Regions from separate parts of the Homo sapiens genome. Here regions 2, 3, 4 and 5 are each linked to region 1. A link is a contact called in ENCODE Hi-C or POLR2A ChIA-PET data. All regions are on one chromosome and are shown on one strand. Each heading gives the region's core, a stretch centred on a gene start or an enhancer-like site at or near the end of the contact. The rest is flanking DNA. Distances are from core to core; before and after follow the strand shown.

Evidence for each region. Hi-C counts contacts between places; a loop is a spot of excess contacts on that map. ChIA-PET counts read pairs that join two places held with the same protein, here RNA polymerase II (POLR2A). Pooled maps may share reads with other maps.
Region 2: a loop to region 1 is called in a map of CD8-positive, alpha-beta T cell, with 3 times the contacts of the local background. The contact joins the promoter of FZR1 here to the promoter of ZBTB7A in region 1. A Hi-C loop is called at or near these places in 2 of 168 maps with a recorded cell type or tissue (CD8-positive, alpha-beta T cell and tibial artery), 7 of 37 single-sample maps with no recorded cell type and 13 of 50 pooled maps. POLR2A ChIA-PET finds 5 or more read pairs at or near these places in 4 of 52 experiments (GM12878, H1, MCF 10A and 1 more).
Region 3: a loop to region 1 is called in a pooled map, with 5 times the contacts of the local background. The contact joins the promoter of MYDGF here to the promoter of ZBTB7A in region 1. A Hi-C loop is called at or near these places in 1 of 50 pooled maps. POLR2A ChIA-PET finds 5 or more read pairs at or near these places in 2 of 52 experiments (GM10248 and K562).
Region 4: a map of gastrocnemius medialis shows a loop between it and region 1 (3-fold over the local background). The contact joins the promoter of NCLN here to the promoter of ZBTB7A in region 1. A Hi-C loop is called at or near these places in 2 of 168 maps with a recorded cell type or tissue (B cell and gastrocnemius medialis), 1 of 37 single-sample maps with no recorded cell type and 8 of 50 pooled maps. POLR2A ChIA-PET finds 5 or more read pairs at or near these places in 1 of 52 experiments (activated CD4-positive, alpha-beta T cell).
Region 5: POLR2A ChIA-PET joins it to region 1 with 16 read pairs in PC-3. The contact joins the enhancer-like site here to the promoter of ZBTB7A in region 1. A Hi-C loop is called at or near these places in 1 of 168 maps with a recorded cell type or tissue (B cell). POLR2A ChIA-PET finds 5 or more read pairs at or near these places in 2 of 52 experiments (PC-3 and activated CD4-positive, alpha-beta T cell).

Annotation. Positions count from the first base shown.
Region 1 is chr19:4,065,544-4,068,243 of GRCh38, reverse strand. ZBTB7A (zinc finger and BTB domain containing 7A) reads left to right here and starts at 1,345. Exons shown (of 3, transcript NM_015898.4): 1 at 1,345-1,562. RefSeq lists silencers at 495-824, 885-994, 1,205-1,264, 1,305-1,354, 1,365-1,564 and 1 more.
Region 2 is chr19:3,505,011-3,507,710 of GRCh38, reverse strand. FZR1 (fizzy and cell division cycle 20 related 1) reads right to left here and starts at 1,400. Exons shown (of 14, transcript NM_016263.4): 1 at 1,237-1,400. RefSeq lists enhancers at 646-855, 1,666-1,925, 1,976-2,025 and a silencer at 1,196-1,345.
Region 3 is chr19:4,668,946-4,671,645 of GRCh38, reverse strand. It overlaps MYDGF (myeloid derived growth factor), which reads left to right and starts at 1,304. Exons shown (of 6, transcript NM_019107.4): 1 at 1,304-1,485. The coding sequence starts at 1,312. RefSeq lists a silencer at 915-1,304.
Region 4 is chr19:3,184,536-3,187,235 of GRCh38, reverse strand. NCLN (nicalin) reads right to left here and starts at 1,306. Exons shown (of 15, transcript NM_020170.4): 1 at 1,022-1,306. The coding sequence starts at 1,205. RefSeq lists a silencer at 820-1,389 and enhancers at 1,900-2,039, 1,346-2,228.
Region 5 is chr19:3,160,264-3,162,963 of GRCh38, reverse strand. It overlaps GNA15 (G protein subunit alpha 15), which reads right to left. Exons shown (of 7, transcript NM_002068.4): 7 at 1-171. Among named protein-coding and RNA genes, the nearest start is that of GNA15-DT, 6.4 kb to the right of the region's middle. RefSeq lists enhancers at 1-415, 219-513. Within about 2 kb of position 1,288, at least 3 of the 41 ENCODE cell types and tissues checked have a DNase peak (open chromatin) inside an H3K27ac peak, as active enhancers do.

The DNA.
Region 1 (2,700 bases), core at 96-2,595:
CAGGCTGGGTACACTACACCCAGGCCGGTGGTGGTTCCCGCTGTCAGGTGGTGTTGGTACTAAGAATGCCAGATAATAATAAAACATAATAATGACCCTGGGATTAGGTGTTAGAATGAAGGCACAGTGAGCCCCGGAACAGGGTCACCCACTGGATAAGCGCTCACTAAACGGCAGCTAAAGCAGCTGTCAGTACTCTCTCTGTCTGGAGGAATGAGGAAGGGGAAACTGAGTCCTGGAGCCCTCCCCCCCCCCCCCAGGCGCGCGGTCGCACCAGCCAGCCCTCCCCGGGCCGGGCCAGGACGTTCTCACCACTCGTGCCCTGCTCCCCCTTCCCTGTCCCCCGCCGGACCTCTCCCACGACCGGGGAGGAAGTGGGAGAAACGGACAGGGGAAAAAAAAAAGTCGCGCTGAACCAACGCCTCCCCACTCCCCACCTCCGCCCCTCGCGAGCCATGCAGACCCCCTTGTGCCAAGGAGCGGCCCGCGCGGACCAGGCGTCCAGGGCCCGGTCCCCGTCCCGCCCCGCGGCCCGCAGCCGGGTGGGGGAACTCGCGAAGCCGGGAAAACAACCGCCCTCCCCGCCCCTCGCCAACCCCTTCCCCCGCTGACGCCCCTAGCGCAGCGGGGTGGAGGCGACTCCTTTATATAATCGCGGGAGGGCAGGTTGGTGGTTTCATTTAGGGACCCGGGAGCCCCGCGGACCCGGGCTGTCCTTGGCAAGGCCACCCCCCGGGGTCCCTGGCGCGGCAAGTCCCACTGAGGCCCGGGGAGGCCCAGGGCCTGGCCTTGCGGGGGGATCCCCACCGCCTCACCCCCAACCCACCCCCGGCAGCCCAGGCCGCGCGACCCACACGCCCGCGTCGCTCCTCGCTGTGCGCACCGCGCTCCCCGCCCCCGCTGCCATCCTGCCACGCCCCGGGCGTCGGGGGCACAGCCCGCGCCCCCCCGCACCCCGCCCCTGCGCAGAGGCTGGGGGCCTGTTTATCTGGAGGCCCCCACCCCCCCTCCACCCCGGGGGGCCCGCTCCCCCCGCGCCCCGGGGAGCTCTGGGGCCAGATAAGCTGGCAAGCTGGCACGGCGCCGCGCGGCGGGGCGGAGAGGTCAGAGGCGGGGGGGCGCGCCGGGGCGGGCCGGACCCCCCCCCCCGACTTGACAAAACCTAATAACAGCCCGGTCTCCCCGGCGCAGCGGGCGAAGCCCCACGGGAGGGCAGAGACGTGGCAAGAGGGGACCTGCCGAGCCTGTTCTGGCCTCCGAGGCCAGGCTGGGGGGGGCGGGCTGGGCGTGGGGGGGCCGGCGGCTGCGGCACCTTTAAGACAAGGGAGGACCCCTCTTGCCCTCGGAGAAACCAGGAAGGGAGTCGCGAGCATCATACGGGGCTTTGGCTGTACTGTACAGTTACTGTAGGGGCAGTGACGCCGCCGCCGCCGCGCGAGGGAGCGACCAGGGCAGCGCGACGCGGGCAGAGCGAGCGCCGCGGACCCCGGAGGCGAGCGGCCGAGGGAGCCCAGTCCCAACTTCGGGCCCCGGCCCCGCGCGCCCCGGCCCGGCCCCGCGAGGTAAGTCAGCGCCCGGCGCGGCCCCCGGCACGGGGTGCAGGGCGGGGACGGGCGGGGGTCGCTGCGGCCACCGCTGCCCCCTCGGGAAGGGGAGATCCGGGGAGCCGGGGACGTTCCCCCAAGTTTCAGAGGAAGGGGTGGTTGGCAGCTGCCCGGAGGCTGGAGGCGCCCTGGATCCCGAGCGCGGGGAGGGGGCGCCGCCCGGGAAGGGGGGATTGGGGGCTAAGTGCATGAGCTTGTGCGCCAGCCCCCCCCAACCCGGGTGCATGGCTTTTCGGGGCTCCCAGGCGCGCGGGGAGCGGGGGAGGGGAAGCAGGGCTGCATTGAGGGTGGGGGGAGCCGGCGTGGGGAGATAGGGGGGCGCGTCGCCTGCTAAGTTTCCAGCTGAAGACGAGGGGCGCTCTCGCCCCCCGGGGGCCTATTCGGTGCTGCGTGCATACGTTGGAGTTGGCCAGGATTGAGCTCCATGGGGGATGGGGGGGAGGGGGCTGAAAAAACAGGGAGGGGGGCTTCGGAAAGGAGGGGGAAGGGGTGGGGTGTCCGGGTGGGCGGGCAGGGCCGCAGGGACCTCTGGGCTTCGTAGTCCCTCCGCCGTTTGCAGCCGGCAGGTGGCAAGCGGCTTGGACTACAAGTCCCAGGGTGCCCCGCGCCGACAGCCCGCCGCGGCCTGCGGGTAGGGGCGGTGCGGAGGAGGGGCGGTGAGCGGCGGGCCGGAGAGCCAATGGGCGCGGGCCGATCGCGCGGCGCGGCGCGGGGGCGGGGCCAGCCCGCCAGGGGGCGGGGCCTGGAGCCGGGCTCCCCTCGCCGGGGGCCGGTGGCGGTCCCGGCTTCCGGCTGCGCGGCCCGCGGGCCGGCCCCCTCCCCGCCCCGGGGCCCCTCCCCGCCTGGTTGTGTAACCGTCCCCAGCCCCCCTCCCCTCGGCCCCCCGCCCGTGGGGGGGGGGTCACCCTCCCCGCGCTCCCCGGGGAGGGCGGCGGCCCGGGCGGCCGCGCGGTGCAGGCGAGCCCGGGGATGCGCGGCCTAGCGCAGGCCGGGCCCGGGCGTGGGGGAGGCGGGCGGGCGGACCCAGATCCGGGGTAATTTGCATCGCCCTCCCCCCAGCCCGGGTGGGGATTGGCCGCCGGCGGCGGGGGGTGGC
Region 2 (2,700 bases), core at 151-2,650, 560 kb after region 1:
AGACCACTCCGCCTTCACTTCAAAGTCCCCGCAGGCTGCCCTCATGCTGGTGGTGTGTGTCCTTGGTGGATGGTTTTCCCTTAGGTAAATCACCCTCCTTCAAAGCACATAGGTTGGGGTGGGGGCCTCACCACGGAGAGGCATGAGGTCATCGCCCGGTAGACTGGGGCGGGGCGGGGGAATCGGAACCAGAGAGACGCCCTGAACCAGAGGATGAGTTTGGGGTGGAGAAAACAGGGGAAAAGACAAAACAGATTTAGGCTGAACATCTGCATATCGGGGGTCTCAGGACGTGGGGTGGAGACAGGTCTGGACGGTGGAAGAGGGGGAGGGGGTGTCACAGGTTTGAGTAGGGGTAAAACGGCTCTGAATGGGGGGCACACTCCATATTCTGGGGATCCGAGATGGCCAGGCTTGCGTTTGGAGAAGACACGGGGCAGGACGCAGGACGGAGGTTCAGTTCGGAGGAGGGAGGGGCTTGTGCACGGATAGCTCGTCTGAGGCTTTGGTGGGAGAGCTGGATTTCGGGGGAATGGGGGCTGGTAGGGGGCACGCTGGGAGGGTGGGGGAGCAGAAATCAGCGAGATGAGGTGAGACGGGGACATCCATGCACTCAACCCGTGCCTGCGGGGACTGGTGGACACAACAGTGACCACAGACACAGGTTTCCGGGTGTCCCGGGCTGGGACTGCATTTTACTGGGGCGAGGGGCTGGTTGCGGCCTGGGCGAGCCATCGCACACCACAGGCTCAGCGATGGGGGGCGGCTTCGTGTGGGCAGGACCCAAGCTGGGAGGGTCTGAACTGGGAAGTCCCGGGGATGACAGGCCAGGGAGAAATCACCCGGGTTAGGAGGCGGGGTCTGCTGTTCTAGGGGTGCGCAGTGGGGTCCCCTGGTTGGGGGTGCAGGGCTCAGCCTATTTTAAAAAGAATGGTGGACGCTGACGGCGGCTGCGGGGAGGTCACGACTTACAGGTGGCTCGGGGTGGGGGTCACGGCAGGCCCCGACGTGGGGGGGACGCTGGGATTTGGGTGTTAACTCGGGAGACGCGGATGCTGAGGTCACCCGGGCCTAGTTCGGCCTGGGAGGCGGCATTCGAGGGGACTGGGGGCTCCTGGAGGGGCCTGAGCTGGGGTGGGGGTCGCAGCCCGCCCCGCCGTCCCGGTTTTGGGGGGTCGCAGTCAAGCTCCGCCGCCTAGGGCCCGGGGGGCGGGTCCCCGACCCCGGCCGCCTCACCTGGCTCGCTCCCGTGGCTCGCTGGCTCCCGCCGACCCCGCCTCTCCTGGCACCGCACAGCGCCCGCCTCCGGCCTCCGCAGCTCCCGCAGGCCCGGCCGCGGCCGCCGCTGACGGGATCCCGGGCTCCGCGGTCCCTAATATGGCGGCGGTCGCTCCTCCGCTGCCTCCCGGCTCCCTCCCTCCGCCGCGCGCGCCCGGCCGGCCGCGCGCACCCCCGCAACCCGACCACGCCCCCACGCCGCGCGCGGCTAATCGCGGCCACGCCCCCCGCCTACCCCACACACCGCCAGGCCCTGCCCAACACCCAGCCAGGCCCTGCCCACTCCGAGTGGCTGCGCCTGCGCGCGTTGGGCATCTCGGGAGGACGTGACGTCTCCCGCGATTCAAATCAATACAGGAAGCGCGGCTCCACGCGTTGCCCAGGGCAACCGCGGCCGGAAGAGGACCCGCGGGGTGCTAGACGTTGCAGAAATGGCTCTGGTAGATGGAGGGCGTGGTTCCCACTGGGGACAGTCGCGGAATGGGGCGCCCCAGGGCAGACCCTTCCTAGGGTAGATCGAAGCCAGGCACACCTCAGTGCGGCATTGACGTCGCGCCTAATGAGCGCAGATGGGACCCAACACCAGGTGCGTGTCCCGAACGTACAAACGTCACTGCTGAGAGTCATTAATTTATTCAACAAACCTGCATTGCGCTCCTAAGTGCTGCTCCTCCAGGCCCCAGTGAGACAGCAGGGAACAAAACAGGTTTTTAGGCCAGGTGCGGTGGCTCAAGCCTGTAATCCCGGCACTTTGGGAGGCCGAGGCGGGCGGATCACCTGAGGTACGGAGTTAATCCCAGCTACTCGGGAGGTTGAGGCAGAAGAATCCCTTGAACCCAGGAGGCAGAGGTTGCAATGAGCCGAGATTGCGCCACTGCACTTCAGCCAGGGTGACAGAGCAACACTACGTCTTGAAAAAAAAAACAAAAAACAGGTTTTTAAAAAAATTATGGGCCGGGCGCGGTGGCTCACGCCTGTAATCACAGCACTTTGGGAGGTGGAGGTGGGTGGATCACCTGAGGTCAGGAGTTCGAGACCAGCCTGGCCAACATAGTGAAACCCCGTCTCTACTAAAAATACGAAAAATTAGCCAAGCATCGTGGCAGGCGCCTGTAATCCCAGCTACTGGGGAGACTGAGGCAGGAGAATTGCTTGAACCCGGGAGGCAAAGGTTGCAGTGAGCCAAGATCGCACCATTGTACTCCAGCCTAGGCAACAGGGCAAGACTCAGTCTCAAAAAAAAAAAAAAAAAAAAAAAGGTTAAACATAGAATTGCCACATGACACAGCAGTAACACTCCTAGGTATCTACCCAAGAGAAACAAACATGTAACATCCACGCAAAAACTCACACACCTATGTGCATAGCAGCTTTATTCATAACATCCACAAAGTGCACACAACCCAAATGTACATCCACAGA
Region 3 (2,700 bases), core at 55-2,554, 600 kb before region 1:
ACCTCCCTGGGGCTCACCACCCTCCGTAGCTATGGAGTAGAGTGATTTAATTCCTCAAAGGGTGAATTATAACCCATCTTAGGAGTCATCTATGACGTTTTCTCTCTGGATTCTGTTTTTTGCCAGTTGGGAAGGACTAGAAACACCAGCTTAATTATTGACCCCCCAGGCCTGGCCACTGGTGTTTTCTTGAAATGTTAAGCCATTTGTAACCAAAGAATGACTTCCTTCTCTAGTTGAAAACCTGGGATCTAATGATAGCAATAGCTACAATATATAATTCTCAGTTCATTCGTCCCGGTGTGGGAACTTAATTCCCTCACTTACTCCTCCCAACAACTCCTTGAGGTAGGGATTATTTTCTTTTTAACTTTTTATTTTGAAATAATTTTTGCCTCCCAGAAAATCTGCAGAAACTGTAGGGTTTCCTAATACGCTTCATCCAACTCCCCCTAATGTGAACATCGTCTGTAACCCCTAGGACAAGCCAGGTTATCAAAGCCAGGAAGTGAACACCCACATAATCCTATTAACAAATACACAGACTGATCGAGCGTGATGACTCACACCTGTAATCCCAGCACTTTGGAAGGCCGAGGCAGGCGGATCACTTGGGGTCAGGAGCTCAAGACCAGCCTGGCCAACATGGTGAAAACCTGTCTCTACTAAAAATACAAAAATTAGCCAGGGGTGGTGGTGAACACCTGTAGTCCCAGCTACTCGGGAGGCTGAGGCAGGTGCATCACTTGAACCTGGGAGGCGGAGAGTGCAGTGAGCCGAGATCGCGCCACTGCCCTCCAGCCTGGGCAACAAGAGGGAAACAAAAGCAAGCATCCTGCTTCTCATCCTACTTTCCCTCTGCTAATTTTGAATATCGATGCACACACATCTTGGCTGCAACGATTATGAGAAGTTCGCCTAATGGTGACCTTCGATTTCCCTCACTCCCTGTACATCTCCTAACTGAAAGAGCTGCAGTCAGTCACACGGCTGGTGAGGGACCCTGAGACCCCAAAACGAACTCCATTACCACCTGAGGGACCCTCCAAGGATCGCCGGGCTACGCAGGGTCCCTAGGGTACGAGGCCGCCCCCTCGGCGGCCCCGCCCCCTCGGCGGCCCCGCCCCCTCGGCAAAAGTCCCGCCCCCTCGACAAAGTCCCGCCCCCAAGATGGTGGCCCCGGGCGGTGGACAGGGCGGGGCGTGCCGGGTCACGTGGACAGCCGACGCCGACGTGGCCTCCGGCGGACGCTCCACGTGTCCCTCGCCGCGCCCCGTCTACCCGCCCCTGCCCTGAGGACCCTAGTCCAACATGGCGGCGCCCAGCGGAGGGTGGAACGGCGTCGGCGCGAGCTTGTGGGCCGCGCTGCTCCTAGGGGCCGTGGCGCTGAGGCCGGCGGAGGCGGTGTCCGAGCCCACGACGGTGGCGTTTGACGTGCGGCCCGGCGGCGTCGTGCATTCCTTCTCCCATAACGTGGGCCCGGGGGTACGTGCCACCGCCGTCCCGGATATTTGAGTGCTGGCAGGCCCGGGGAGGGGGCGCGGAGCATTGGGGGCGGGGCCCGAGGAGGGGGCGCGGACCGCGGAGGTGGGTACTGAAGAAGGGGTGCGGATTGTTAGGGTCGGAGGCTGAGTGGGGGGCGCGGGACCGTGAGGCCGGGGTCATCACTGGGGCAGGACTGAACTCATAGGGAGCGGGGCCTTGTGGGCCCCGGCGGCGTTGAGGGGGCGTGATCACCTGTCACCTGTCGCCTGCCTGGAGTGTCCAGGCACCCCTGCCCTCCAGACGCAGAGGTGGGGAGGGGTCAGTGATGGGAGCGGCAGGAGGCTAAAGGGCATCTGCCCTCCTGGGCCTGAAGGAAATCAGTCGCTGCAGCTCCGAAGAGGGAGGAAGTGCTCCTTCCTTCCATTGCACAAGGTCCCCCCTCACCGAGGGTGTGAGGCCGGGCCCTCAGCCCTGTACTCAGCTTGTCGGCAAAGTCCTTTCCCCTCTCAGCCTCCCTTTCCCCGCCTGTAATAACAGTATCTTTACTGTTTTTTGACTATTTCTTTTTAGACTTGCGTGCAGTGGCGGGATCTCGGCTCACTGCATCCTTAGCCTTCTGGGTTCAAGCAATTCTTCTGCCTCAGCCTCCCCAGTACCTGGGATTACAGACGTGTGCCACCACACCCGGATAATTGTTGTTGTTGTTGTTTGAGATGGAGCCTCACTCTGTCGCCCAGGCTGGAGTGCAGTGGCGCGATCTTGGCTCACTGCAACCTCTGCCTCCCAGGTTCATGCCATTCTCCTGCCGCAGCCTCCCAAGTAGCTGGGACTACTAATCTTTGTATTTTTAGTACAGATGGGATTTCACCATGTTAGCCAGGCTGGTCTTGAACTCCTGACCGCAGGTGACCCGCCCACCTCGGCCTCCCAAAGTGATGGGATTACAGGCGTGAGCCACTGTGCCAGGCCAGTTTGTTGACTACTTCCTTATAGTTAGGTGTGATGCCAAGTCCTTTATATGTTAGGCCCAAGTTACAGATGAGAAAATGCTTCACATAAAAAAGAGAAACAGAGAGAAACTAGAGGCTCAGAAAAGTTTTCACTTGTCCAGGTCCCATGGCAAAACCCATCTCTACAAAAATACGAAAAATTAGCCAGGTGTGGTAGCAGGTGCCTGTAATCCCAAGTACTCAGGAGGCTGAGGCAGGAGAATCG
Region 4 (2,700 bases), core at 57-2,556, 880 kb after region 1:
ACTGGGGTCAGGGCCACGACGGGAGGGGGCGAGGCTGTTGAGTGGGAGACTTGCAGAATGCAAGGGCAAGGGGGTGCGAATTTGGAAAGGGAAGAGGAAATCCTGGAAAGATGGAACAAGTGGGGTTCTGGGAAGTGGGTGTGAGGAGGCTGAGCTGAGGGCGTGGGTATGCATCAAAGGCGGGACAGAAAGGGGGTCAAAGGGAACCCCAGGCGAGTGGACTGAACTGGGGACGTGGGAGGAGACCAGGGAAGCTGGGCTAGCAGATTCTGAAACATGACTCACGAACTGGGACCAGAGAGCGTCAGGGGTCTGGGGACAAATGTGCCCTTGACGTGGGGGCCGGTGACTAGAGCGAGAAAATTCAGGGGAGTTGAATTTGGGCACTGGACAAAATGCACTTGGCACCCAGGGCCGTGGGAGGGGGTGGGGAATGCTGGACCACCGCGTCGGGTGGCTCAGCCTGGCAGAAATCAGTGCAGGGACCTTTAACTCCAAACGCAGTCAGCTAAAGGCGAGAGGCCTGGGAACACGGACGTGACCCAGTGAATCCAGAGACCAACCAGATGGTCTCCAGAACAGGACCCTGGGAGCTGGAGGTCAGGACGGGAGCGTCTGCTCAAGTGAGCCCGGACCAGGAAGCCTAAGGGGCGGAGGGGGCCCAGGAGGGAGAAACTCGGCAAGGCAGGCAGACGCCGGCCCAGCTGGGGACAGGAGAGAGGGGACTTAGGGCTCCAGGGACGCGGGACGCTTGGCCCGGCCATGGGTTCCGGGGCAGGGAGACCTAGGCAGGGGCCGGGGGCTGTGGGAGCGAGCGCGGGGGGTCCCTGGGCGCTAGGCAAGGAGAGCAGGGATTCCAGGGCGCCCGGGGGTCCAGGGCGGCAGGGCTCTGCCTCGCCTGGGGCCTGAGCATGGGTCGGGCAGCCCAGGCCGGAGCTAGGGATCGGCCTGGGGATCGCCGGGCCGGAGTGGCGTGGCCGGGGAGCCCGGGGAGCCCCGAGGGTGGGCCGGGGACACGCACCGTAGGGCTGGCCCTGCAGGTCGTACTGCTGCATGCGGTACACGGTGAACTCGTGCGCGGCGTCGGCGGCAGGCAGCGGCGGCGCCACCAGCAGCAGCACAGCGGGCAGGAAGACGATGAAGCCGAGCGGCAGACAAGACGCCTTCAGCATGTTCTCCAGCACCTCGCCCGCTTCCTCCAGCATCCTGGCCGGCGGCGGGGCCGCGCGGGGCGGCAGCTGGGACGGGACGGCGGCGGCGGCGGCTCCCGCGGACTCACCTCGGCATGGGTAGCCGCCGGGGTCCTGCGGGCGCCGCGCGGGGCAGCCCGCACTCGCCCTGAGGTCCTGTGGGCACCGCGGCGAACCGCCCCGCCAGCCGCGCTGCCTGTCGGGAATTGTAGTCCGTCCGTCCGGCGCTCGCGGAGCCCTGTGGGAGTTGTAGGCCCACTCTGGAACTCCCGGAAGGTGCGGCAGGCTGTTCGGCTAATACCGTTGAGGTTTCACATAAACTCCAAGTCATAAAATGCAATAAAATGCTTTAAAAAACTATTTCGCGATATCACTTTCTTAACCTTGTCTTTGGCGTTGGGGGAGCTAGGGTGAGGGGCGAAAGGTGGGGACAGGACGTGACCTTGCGACCTGGAAGGAAGTTGGGGATAAAGAGAAAAGGAAGTGCCTGCCTGGCGCGCTAGGTCTTCTGGGAGTTGTAGTCCCGTCAAACACACAAAGGGTCACGGGAACTGTAGTCGTCCTGGCAGAAATTGCTGAGAAAAACAAAAATCACTTAAAACTCCCGAGGATGTAGATGTCAAACTCCACGAAGGCAAAAACTTTTGTCTGTTTTGTGCATATGATGTATCCCCGGCATCTAGCACAAGACCTGGCGCACGGCGGGTGGCCTATACCATTTTTGAATGAATGAATGAAAAATAGAAAGTCATGATAGTCAGTTCCTAAGGGAGGCCGCAGTGGGTTGTGGGACTTGTAGTCTGGAACCTGCGGTTTGTGCAGGGGTCGGTGGCAGGTATTTATATTTATCTTTATTCATATTTGGGGCATACTTATACTAAAAAAGTATTTGTTGTTCATCAGAAATTTAAAGTTAAAACCCAGTGTCTCAGGGCTGGAGGTACCTAAGGAACGTCCCTTTGTACAGATGGGGAGACTGAGCCCCAGGGTGCAGCAGACAGTAGCCCTGGCTCTCAGCACGTTATCATCCCAGGCTCCGTACAGCTGCCTAAGGAGTCAGGGCTTCCTTTCTGTCCCAAGTGAGAAGTGGCATTGGTGCCGATTAAGAGCCTGGGCTCAAATCCCAACTCCTCCATTTCCCAGCTGTGTGGCTTTGGGCAAGTCGCTTCACCTCTCAGAGTCTCAGTTTCCTCAGATATAATGATAAAGAATCAAGCACTCTCCCTGCCAGCAGCATGTGAGAATTCTGTTTGTTTGTTTGTTTGTTTGTTTGTTTTTGAGATGTAGTCTCTGTCACCTAGGCTGGAGTGCAGTGGCTTGATCTCAGCTCACCGCAACCTCCACCTCCTGGGTTCAAGCAATTCCTGTGTCTCAGCCTCCTGAGTAGCTGTAAATTACAGGCGTGAGCTACCGCGCCCGGCTAGAAAGGGAGTTTCTGAGTGTGCTGCTGGGTCACTGAGCACCTACTGTGTGCCAGCCGTGTGGTGGGTGCTGGGGACACAGCCGGGAC
Region 5 (2,700 bases), core at 39-2,538, 910 kb after region 1:
TGAAGACCTTGCGGATGTTCTGTGTGTCTGTGGCACATGTGTAGTGGCTGAAGAGGCGTCGGGATCGTGCGCCCTTCTTGCTGCCCTCGGGGCCGTCCACGCACCCGGTGTACATCCTCGTGTACATGTCCAGGATGAACCTCTTGGCTGCCTCAGCATCCTGCTTAGGGCCTGGGGAAACAGTGTGGGAAGGGGGTGAGGACCCTCCCTCTTTGGACCCAGGGGGCCTCTGGAGACCCTCTTCCCTGTAACCAGCACTGAAGGGACCCAGGGATCGCGCCTGTCATTTTTCTGTGCGTTGACTCCATCTTTTGTAGTCATAGCTGGTCACACGACTCCGGCCCAGCCAATGGGAACACAGGAGATTGTCTCACACGAGTCATGTGACCTGAAATGGACCAATGAGACCCAGCTCTGGGACTTCGGGCAGAACTGTGTTAAAGAGAGACACTCTCTTGGCCTCGCTTACAGCCAGTGCAGTTGGAAGACTGGAATCGCATAGACAAATATCCCAGGACTGTGAAGATGGCGGCATCAAGGCCAAACGAGGGGAAGAGAGTCCTCTTTTTTTTTTTCTTGAGATGGGGCCTCGCTCTGTCGCCCAGGCTGGAGTGCAATGGTGCAATCTTGGCAGTAGCTGGGATTACAGGCGCCTGCCACCATGCCCAGGTAATTTTTGTATTTTTAGTAGAGATGGGGTTTTGCCATGTTGGCCAGGCTGGTCTCGAACTCCTGACCTCAAATGATCAGCCCGCCTTGACCCCCCCAAAGCGCTGGGATTACAGGCGTGAGCCACTGTGCCCAGCCCTGCATAGGGTTTTAACATGAAGATTAAAGAAGCTTTGTAGAGTGCTTCCACCAGTGCGGTAGATGTGTTAGCTGCTGTTATCAATTTTATTATTATTATCATTATTATTATTATTATTATTTTGAGACAGAGTCTCACTCTGTCACCCAGGTTGGAGTGAAGTGGCATGATCTCAGCTCACTGCAACCTCCACCTCCTGGGTTCAAGCGATTCTCCTGCCTCAGCCTCCCGAGTAACTGGGATGACAGGCCCCCGCCACCACACCCAGCTAATTTTTGTATTTTTAACAGAGATGGGGCTTTGCCATGTTGGCCAGGCTGGTCTCAAACTCCTGACCTAAAGCGATCTGCGCGCCTCAGCCTCCCAAAGTGTGGTTTCTTATTATTATCACAAATATTATTTAGCACAGTGGAGGGTAGGGCTGGGAGTCAGCAAAGAGTGCACCAGTCACTTGTGCTGGGAGACAAGGATGAGTCATGGGTGGTTCCCTTTGACCTGAATGAAAAAAATATCTACCTTATCCTGTTCCCAAATTCTCTAAACTATGAGCTGATTCCCAGGGCTGCTTGGCAAGGAAGAGGGGCTATCCAGGCCACCATCCTGGAACAACTTGACGTCTATCTCCCAGACCCTGAATCTTGTGGGTATAATTGGCTAAAATTGGCCTCATGGGCTCTGAGACATGACAAGACCAGGGATCAAAACCTGGTGACTTCACCAAAGTTTATGTTTACTGATTGTGGACCTGGTGTCAAGCATGTACTAAGGACTCATCTACTATGGTTGCTTGTATATTGAGGTGAACAGTGTCCCCCAAAATTCATGTCCACCTGGAACTTCAGAATATGACTTTTAGAAATCGGATATTTGCAGATGTAATTAGTTAAGTTAAATTAGGTCATGGCCAGGCATGAGGGCTCACGCCTGTAATCCTAGCACTTTGGAAGGCCAAGGCAGGTGGATGACAGATGTGTGGTTGGGCCCAGGAGTTCCAGATCAGCCTGGGCAACATGGCGAAACCCTGTCTCTACAGAAATATACAAAAATTACCCAGGTGTGGTGGTGTGCGCCTGTAGTCCCAGCAACTCAAGAGGCTGAGGTGGGAGGATCACCTGTGCCCAGGAGGTTGAGGCTGCAGTGAACTGTGATCACACCACTGGACTCTAGCCTGGGCAACAGAGCAAGACCTTGTCTCAAAAAAAAAAAAAAAAAAAAAAAGTGGTCATACCAAAGTATGGGCCCTAAATCCAATGACTGGTGGCCTTATAACAACAGGAGAGGACACATAAAGGCATGGTGAGAAGACAGCCATGTGAACATGGAGGCAGAGATTGCAGTGATATGTCTACAAGCTAAGGATTGTAGGCCACCACCAGAAGCTGAGAGAGAAGCATGGAATGGATTTTCCCTTAGAGCCTCCAAAAGGAACCAACCTTGCCAATACCTTAACTTTGGACTTCTGTTGTTTCCTGTTGTTTTAAGCCACCCAGTTTGTGGTACTTTGTTACGGCATCCCCAGGACATGAAGGCAAGTTATCTCCAAGATGGCTGCCGTCACTTCCTTCCCTCCCTGTATGCATGTGTCATGCTGCCTTCAAGAGATGGAGTCTCTTTCTTTTGAATCCGGGCTGATATGAGTGATGTGCTTGACAAATAGAATGTGGCAGAGTAACGTCTGACATTTCTGAGGCTATCATGAGAAGCAGCTTCCACCTGGGCTGAAGTCTGTCTACCCTGAGGCAGCCATATTGTGAGTAAGCTCAAACCATGTGAAGAGGCTGTGGATCATGAGGCCCCAGATGGAGACAGAGAGAACAGGGGAGGTGGAAAAGGAGAGACAGACTAGGAGAAAGGGGAGGAGAGAGAGATGAGATGGGAGAGGGAGGCAGGGA